Linked DNA regions of Homo sapiens: region 1 is linked to region 2. The links are chromatin contacts, found by Hi-C or POLR2A ChIA-PET in ENCODE. All regions are on one chromosome and are shown on one strand. The core of a region is the stretch at or near the end of the contact, and the rest is flanking DNA. Distances in the headings are between cores, read along the strand shown. Region 1 holds the start of RNF167 (ring finger protein 167). Region 2 holds the start of NCBP3 (nuclear cap binding subunit 3).

What was found. Hi-C counts contacts between places; a loop is a spot of excess contacts on that map. ChIA-PET counts read pairs that join two places held with the same protein, here RNA polymerase II (POLR2A). Pooled maps may share reads with other maps.
Region 1: a loop to region 2 is called in a pooled map, with 11 times the contacts of the local background. The contact joins the promoter of RNF167 here to the promoter of NCBP3 in region 2. A Hi-C loop is called at or near these places in 6 of 50 pooled maps. POLR2A ChIA-PET finds 5 or more read pairs at or near these places in 2 of 52 experiments (RWPE1 and activated T-cell).

What each region holds. Positions count from the first base shown.
Region 1 is chr17:4,939,004-4,942,781 of GRCh38, forward strand. It overlaps RNF167 (ring finger protein 167), which reads left to right and starts at 1,265. Exons shown (of 10, transcript NM_015528.3): 1 at 1,265-1,357; 2 at 1,484-1,990; 3 at 2,074-2,154; 4 at 3,338-3,463; 5 at 3,574-3,661. The coding sequence starts at 1,907. SLC25A11 (solute carrier family 25 member 11) reads right to left here and starts at 1,043. Exons shown (of 8, transcript NM_003562.5): 1 at 813-1,043; 2 at 57-209. The coding sequence starts at 907. RefSeq lists enhancers at 1-376, 1,093-1,162, 2,043-2,172 and silencers at 883-952, 1,515-1,709.
Region 2 is chr17:3,844,464-3,848,540 of GRCh38, forward strand. It overlaps NCBP3 (nuclear cap binding subunit 3), which reads right to left and starts at 1,783. Exons shown (of 13, transcript NM_001114118.3): 1 at 1,578-1,783. The coding sequence starts at 1,760. RefSeq lists silencers at 1,482-1,771, 1,952-2,071.

The DNA.
Region 1 (3,778 bases), core at 15-2,514, 1.1 Mb after region 2:
GCCAAGGTCTAGAGCTGCCAACCCACAGTCTACCCTCCATCCTGAGGCCCCAATACCCAGTGTAAATGCCCCTCAGGCCTTCTGCCTTCAGGATACTGGTGAGGGCATGGAAGCTGGTTTTGTACTCTCGAGTCTTGGCCCCTTCCCCGCTCAACTGCATCCGGTTCTTCACCAGGTCCAGGGGCTGGACAAAAACTGTAGCTCCCATCCTGGGGGAAGACAGAGGTGGAGTGAAGGGCCAGGCATTCCAGATCTACCAGTGCCCACTGGAGCCTGGCAGCAAGAGGTTACAAAGGTCAGGGCCTGCCATGCGATTCAAGAATCAGGATGCTGGTGAGCATGTGTATAAGAGTCTATATGTACACCAAGTGCAACGGGTCTGAAAAGTCTAGTTGTCCAGTAGGGGCCATGCAATGAAAGTGCTCCAAGCAGCTTCATGACAGTCAAGCAGTGACCTGGGGCTGCACGCAGTCCGACACAGGGAGGGGAGGAAGGGGCATCCAAGATTTAGGACTCCAGGTAGTCCTGCAGGAGCCATTTAATGGCCTGGAACCCCCTGCCGCCCGGCCGAGCTTAGCAATGCGCTGGGAAACTCAGCTGGCCCGGCGGGGGTTGTGCAACGACCCTGCATGCAGTCCATAAGGGTCCTGCAATGGGGCCCTAGCAGCCCATCGGGGAACTCGCAATACGCTGGAGATCGCGCTGACCCCGTGCCGGCACAGTTCACTGCAACAGACCCAGAGATGAACCGGGCCCGGTTCCTTTTGCCCTTCCCTTCCTCCTCTTTTCCCATCCCTGGGGCCTGAGCTTACCCGGCCAGGCCCCCAAACAGGAACTTGACGGACTTAGGGGAGGTACGGGGCTTCCCGTCTATCCCGCCGGCCCCGGCACTCGCCGTCGCCGCCATCGCCACTCAATGGCCCTCGGCTCCGGGTCCCGTGCGCGCGCGGCCCCGCTCGCGCCCAAGGTGACACCGCGCGCGCAACAGAGCGAGGGCGCGCGCACGCCCCTCCAGCTCTCAGGTCCGACACCCGCTGGAAGCCGGCGCGGGCGCAGGCGCGCAGCGCAAAGGCGGCCGGGAGTAAGGCGGAGCTGAAGGAGGAGCTTGATGGAAGCGTGCGAGAAGGGGCGTAACTGATTTGGAAACCAGAGGAAAGGCGCTGTTTTCACCGAATTAGAATCGCGGGAAAATAGAGAAGAGTTTGTTTGAAGGTCTCGCGAGATCGAGTGAGTACGGCTCGCCAAGTTGGAGCGCTCTCGCGATAGACACAGCAACTATTCAGCTGCGAGGGGACGGGAGAGGTGGTGAGCACTCTCGCGAGATTTGAAGGAGCGGCGGAGGCCAGAGGGAGGAGAGGTTTGTAAACTAGGAGGCTCCGGGTTTCCGGGCACTTTTATTAGGTCGTCTTCTGGGCCACCAGTGCCCCTTCCATCTCCACAGGCAGTCCCTCCATCGCTAACCTTTTTTTAACCGGCCTTTTAGGACCGGAAGTCCTTCATCTCAAGCATCCAATGCTGAAAGCGGCCTGATTTTCTCTACCGGAAGCCCTTTTCCAGAGGCTGGGAACACGGCCCACCTAGCAGGAAGTCCCACCTCCTTGAGCTCCGCCACCCTTCCCGAAGTTTTTCTGTCACCTGTGTTAGGCTCCGTCCCCTTTCCGCGTTTTATCCCCGTACCAGAAAAGGATACATTTAGTGCCTCCCACCCAGCTCCACTAAACGGGTTGGATATCTCATTCTTTGAGTTGGTGTTCCTTCCCCGGCGCCCCCATGTAGCTGGGAAGTGGGACCTGGGGGTGGTTGGACCCCTGGGATCCTAAAGGAGGGGCAGGGAGGGCGCAGAACTCCGCTTCTGCTCCTTGCTACCAGGACGCGCGGCCTCCTCAGCCTCTTTCCTCCCGCTGCCATGCACCCTGCAGCCTTCCCGCTTCCTGTGGTTGTGGCCGCTGTGCTGTGGGGAGCGGCCCCGACCCGGGGGCTCATTCGAGCGGTGAGTCTGAGGGACGGATGGGGAAAGGGCGCTGAAAGGAAGGGTTGCAGGCTGAAGGGGAACATCGCCTTTTTTGTCCGCAGACCTCGGACCACAATGCCAGCATGGACTTTGCAGACCTTCCAGCTCTGTTTGGGGCTACCTTGAGCCAGGAGGGCCTCCAGGTGATTTTCTTTCTTTTCTTTTCCTCCTTCCCTCCCTTCCTTCCTTTTCTGTCTTTTTTCTTTTTTTAGTATTTCGCAAGATCCTCCATCCTAGGCTGGGGTTGGGGAGGTTTGTCCTGGGTGAAACTGGAGGTAGGAAAATGAAGTTAGGAACTGAGCACGTCTAGTGTAGAACCCAGAATCTAGAGGGAGAAGACAGAGTGTCCACCCCTGGAACTCCGAGGTTATCAGGGAGACTGAAAGTGGACGAAGACAGAAGGCAGGATCAACGGTCCTTATCAGGAAGGTCTCAGGTGCTAGTTATTGCTTATATGACTTTGGGCAAGTTAATCTCTCTGAGCCTTAGTTTGTTTTACTGTAAAATGGGATATTAGAAGTTTTCCTAGGGTTATTGTGAAGATCAAAGTAGATACGCAATTTTGGTAGTATTTCATCCCAAAGACTGCCACATAGCAAGAACTCAGTTGGGCCTTAGTAGCAGTCGAGTTGTTTGTGAGATGGGTAATTAGAAAATTGAAGAGGCCGGGCGCGGTGGCTCACATCTGTAATCCCAGTTCAAGACCAGCCTGGCCAACATGGAGAAACCCTATCTCTACTAAAATGGCAAAAATTAGCTGGGCGTGATGGTGCACGCATGTAGTCCCAACTACTTGGGAGGCTGAGGCAGGAGAATCACTTGAAACCGGAAGGTGGAGGTTGCAGTGAGCCGAGATCGCGCCACTGCACTCCAGCCTGGGTGACAAAACGAGACTCCATCTCAAAAAAAAGAAAAACAAAAAGAAAACTGAAGGGAGGGGAGTGTGTCTGTATGAGTATGTGCTGGAGAGGGGACTGTGAAACAGAACTTGAGAGAAAGTGACATGGGTGGTTTGAGAATTGAATTACAATTGGAATATTAGAAGGCAAAAATAATTGCATTAGCTTGCAGTATAGGGTACAGATTAGCCCATCTGGGACAGCGAGAGGGATGATGGGAGAGTTTGGTGAAGGGATGTTTTATGTCATTGCCTTTTCAAGAGGCTAAGAGAAGGTTGTGATGGTGGGATGCTCACTCAGACCCCAGGAAGGAGGAGGAAGTGAGGATAGAGGATGTGCAGCATGTGGGCTGGTGTGTTTGGTGGCCCCTGTAGAGAGCAGAATCTAGAAAGGAGAAATCTCACTGTTGTTTGCTTCCATCCTTCAGGGGTTCCTTGTGGAGGCTCACCCAGACAATGCCTGCAGCCCCATTGCCCCACCACCCCCAGCCCCGGTCAATGGGTCAGTCTTTATTGCGCTGCTTCGAAGATTCGACTGCAACTTTGACCTCAAGGTTGCTGAATGAGGAAGGGGAGCTGGGCAGCTGAGGGTAAAAAAAAGGCACCAGGAATGAAGACAGGTAAGGCCCATGATGGCTCCTTGTCCTCTGCCTTGTCTCCCTAGGTCCTAAATGCCCAGAAGGCTGGATATGGTGCCGCTGTAGTACACAATGTGAATTCCAATGAACTTCTGAACATGGTGTGGAATAGTGGTAAGGCTGGGGGAATCTATACAGCTGGGCTTTCAGTAGGACCCAGAGATGGTGGGAAGGCTGAAGGCCTCAGGAAAAGAAGCCAATCCTTTAGGTGGGGTGGGGCCAAAGTGCAAG
Region 2 (4,077 bases), core at 533-3,032:
ATTTAGAGTTTATATGGAACATAAACTCCAGGAGGGAGGTTGAGCTTGATCAAGCACCTAGGGCTGTGCCTTGGTACATAGCGGGGGATGCAATAAATACATGTTGGCCGGACGCAATGGCTCAGGCCTGTAATCCCAGCACTTTGGGAGGCAGAGGCGGGCGGATCACCTGAGGTCAGGTGTTCGAGACCAGCCTGGCCAACATGGAGAAACCCCGTCTCTACTAAAAATACAAAATTAGCCGGGCACGGTGGCACATCCCTGTAATCTCAACTACTTGGGAGGCTGAGGCAGAAGAGTAGCTTGAACCCAGGAGGCGGAGGTTGCGGTGAGCCAAGATCAGGCCATTGTACTTGGCTACTCAGGAGGCTGAGGCAGGAGAATGGCTTGAACCCGGGAGGCGGAAGTTGCGGTGAGCCGAGATCGCGCCATTGCGTTCCAGCCTGGGCAACAAGAGCGAACTCCGTCTCAAAACAAAACAAAACAAAAACCATGTTGAACTGAATGACTAAAGGGATGATAACACCTGCTTCACAACTGCAGTAATATTTATTTATTTTGGTTTTGTTTTTGAGATGGGGAGAGGGGAAAGGGGGGACCTCAAAGGGGTCTTGCTATATTGCTGAGGCTGGTCTGGAACTTAGACTCCTGAATAGCTGGCACTAAAGGCGTGCACGGCCAGTATATTTAAGTGACACAATATAGTGAATGGTAAATGCTACTATATTAGCTGTTGTTAATCATAATTATAACGTTTGCCATCTCTAGCGATCATACTTTAACCTTTCTCCATAACTTCAGTCTAAATATGTTGACATGTGGTCAAAAGTAATTCATGTTAGGTGAGAAATTAAGAGGAGTCATCCAGGCCTGAAACCAGCTCTGAGAACTGGATATACAGCCACCAAGTCACAAGCAAAACACCTCTCACCATCCCCAGCGCGGTAAAGGAGGGACCAAGGATGTCTATTGGTCGTCTGCTAGTTTGCTTTCATTAAGAGTCAGATGCTGGGGCCACGGTGTAGGTGTCACTGGAGCTGCGGGGGGGGCAAGATGACCCCGAAGTCACGACAGAAACAGTGAGTTTCTGCTGCTGACAAGTGCAGCCCTCTCAAGACAAAGAGCGAGTGCCATGTTTCCCAGATACAAATTCCTCCGGGGCAAGACCCACAAGGAGACCTGGTTGCTGGCGCCACCCAACAGCTCCTTCTGGGCTGCCCCTGGTTCTGTTCCCGCCCAGGGCTCCCCCTTTATCTCATCCTTCCAGCCCCTCCTCACTCACCTCCTTGCACAGCGCGGCTCAGAGGGGGCAGCGGAGGGGGGTCCTCAACTCCCTCCCAGCTCTCCGCCACCACCCCCCAGCCCCCTCAACACCCATTTCCGGCGCCCCGGCGTCCTTTCTCCCGCTCCGCGTCCCTCCTCCAGCCCGGCGTTCCCGTTCCCAGGACGCTGGCTCCCTCCTCTCCCGCTCCCTTGACTTCCCCGGCTGGGGCTCCGGCCACCGCCCCTTCCGGCCCCCTCCGGCGCTAGACACTAGCCCCGCGACCTCTTCCTTACCCCCCGACCCCCGCCCGTACCGGGATCAGTTCCTTGAGCGAGCGCCGCACAGGCACGATTTCCAGCTCGCCCTCCTCCACCTCCATGGGCTCCGGCTCGCCACGGTCAACACCGGACTCCGCCTCAGGGGACGGGAGCCCCAGGGCCGGCCCCGCCGGGGCCTCCGCCTTCACCGACACCCGCAGGCCCCGTACGGCCGCCATCGCTGCCTGCCGGCCGCACCACTGAGAGCCCGCCCCTCACGGCCGCCGGCTAGAGCGCCGCTGCCACTGGCCACAGAGGAGCCGCCGCAGCTACCTAGAGCGTCGCCGGCTTCGGCCCAGAAGGCCGCCCTTAGCGCCGCCGCCCCCTGGTGGCGGGAGAAAACCGGGCCGGCTGCGCGGGCGGGACCTGGGGAGGAGAAGGCGGGACTGAGCGGGGACGGGGGCGGGGCCTGCGGGAACTACGGAGCTTGGAGGAGACCGGGGTAGTCAAGGGTTACAATGTAGCTACGCCTTGAGGCTAAAGCTGTACTAAAAGCCAACTTTCCTGAGTGATCACTATGGGCCAGACACTTCCAAGCGCTCGAACCCTTAGAACAACTCTATGAAGTAGATCCTATTTTGACCCCCATTTCATATATGAGGAAACTGAGGCATAGAAATTGACCCAAGGTGACGCCATTTAAGGGATAAAAGCTGGATCTAAGTCTTCCAGAGTTTACAATGAGCCTTGATATATCACCTCTGGACAATCTGTAGGTTTATAAAGTTACTTGCCTTGCCAGTCTTTGTCTCTTAAAAGTCTCCCCAAAATTGGCCCATGTTACATACACAAAAATTGAGACTCCAAGAGGGAGAGACCTGCCCAAAGGCCAGAACTTGGACGCCGATTTCCTGACTCCTGAGGGTGCCATCCACTGTAGACCTGTGAGCATAGTTTCCGGCGGATATTTCTAACGAGAGCCTGGTGGGGGAGAGGGGTTGTCTACGCGTCCCGAGGGTGTCACTGATCAGCTGCTGTTCTGAGTCCTGATTTTCTTTTTCTTTCTTTCTTTCTTTCTTTATTCCTTTCTTCCTTCCTTTCTTTCTTCTTTTCTTTCTTTCTCTTTTCCTTCCTTCCTCCCTCTCCTCTTTCTTTCTTTCTTTCTTTTTTTTTTTTTTTTTTGTAGAGACAGGGTTTCACCATGTTGACTAAGCTGGTCTCGAATTCCTAACCTCAAGCGATCCACCCGCCTCGGCCTCCCAAAGTCTTGGGATTACAGGCATGAGCCACCGCGCCCGGCCTGAGTCCTGATTTTGCATCTTCCTCCCTGGGTAACCTTGGACAGGTTTTTGGGTCTGTTTTCCCATCTGAGGAGGGCATAGGTGAGACCCTACAGTCTCTGAGGCCCTGAGGCCCTACCAGCTCTGACCATGGAGGAGCAAATAATGATAAACCAAGGAAGAGCATGGTCAGCATCAGACACACCTGGGTTTCGAGCTGGCTGGCCGGGCCCCATCCACCATGTGTGACCTTAGGCAAGCTGCTTAGCACTTTGGAGTCTCAGTTCCTTCATCAGTAAAATGGACCATTACCTACCTACAAAGGAGGTTGTGAGGGTTAAATGTGATAATTTATATGTAGATACAGGGTCCAACAGAAGGGGTGCAGTACATCACAGTTTTTCTTAAATTTGGGCTAAACCACAGGATAAACACAAGACAGAGCTCTTTAGAGGACTAGTTTTATTTGATGAATGGGACACAAAGTACTTTTAAAAATTGGGTTGAGGCCGGGCACGGTGGCTCATGCCTGTAATCCCAACACTTTGGGAGGCCAAGGCGGGCAGATCATGAGGTCAGGAGATCGAGATCATCCTGGCTAACATGGTGAAACCGTGTCTCTACTAAAAAAAAAAAATTAGCCGGGCATGGTGGCATGCACTACTTGGGAGGCTGAGGCAGGAGAATCACTTGAACCCGGGAGGTGGAGGTTGCAGTGAGCCGAGATCATACCACTGCACTCCAGCCTGGGCGACAGAGCGAGACTCCGTCTCCAAAAAAAAAAAAAAAAAATGGGTTGAATGCATACATAGAATATGTACGGGTGTGTGTGTGTGTGTGTGTTTAATTTCAAACAAAATGTGTAGTTGGGGTGGCCAGCTATAGGTAAGAGTCACAGCCCCCACCATTACTAGGCCTGTGGGGTTAGGGGATGGGAGAGGAGGAAGTAATCCCTCCTCAGCTATGGACACCAGGAGGCCAGTAGAGAAGGCTGGGCAGGCCCCTCACCCTGCTGGGGAGGATGCCTTGTTGCTTGAGGACGCAATTCGGTGAGGATTCAGTGTTGCAGTTCAGTGCCATCCAGAAGAGCCCCAGCACCCTGGCACACCAGCCGGCAGGTACATGAGGAGTCCAGGACAAGCCGGGACATCAGGCAAACACCAAGGCTCCTAGGCGCGTGTCAGGAAAGCCCTCTGTGCCTTGCTCTTTGTGGTCACCTTAGTCACCATCTCCCATCCCCTTTCCTGTTCGCGATGCAGCCTGCTGAGTTGGAGAC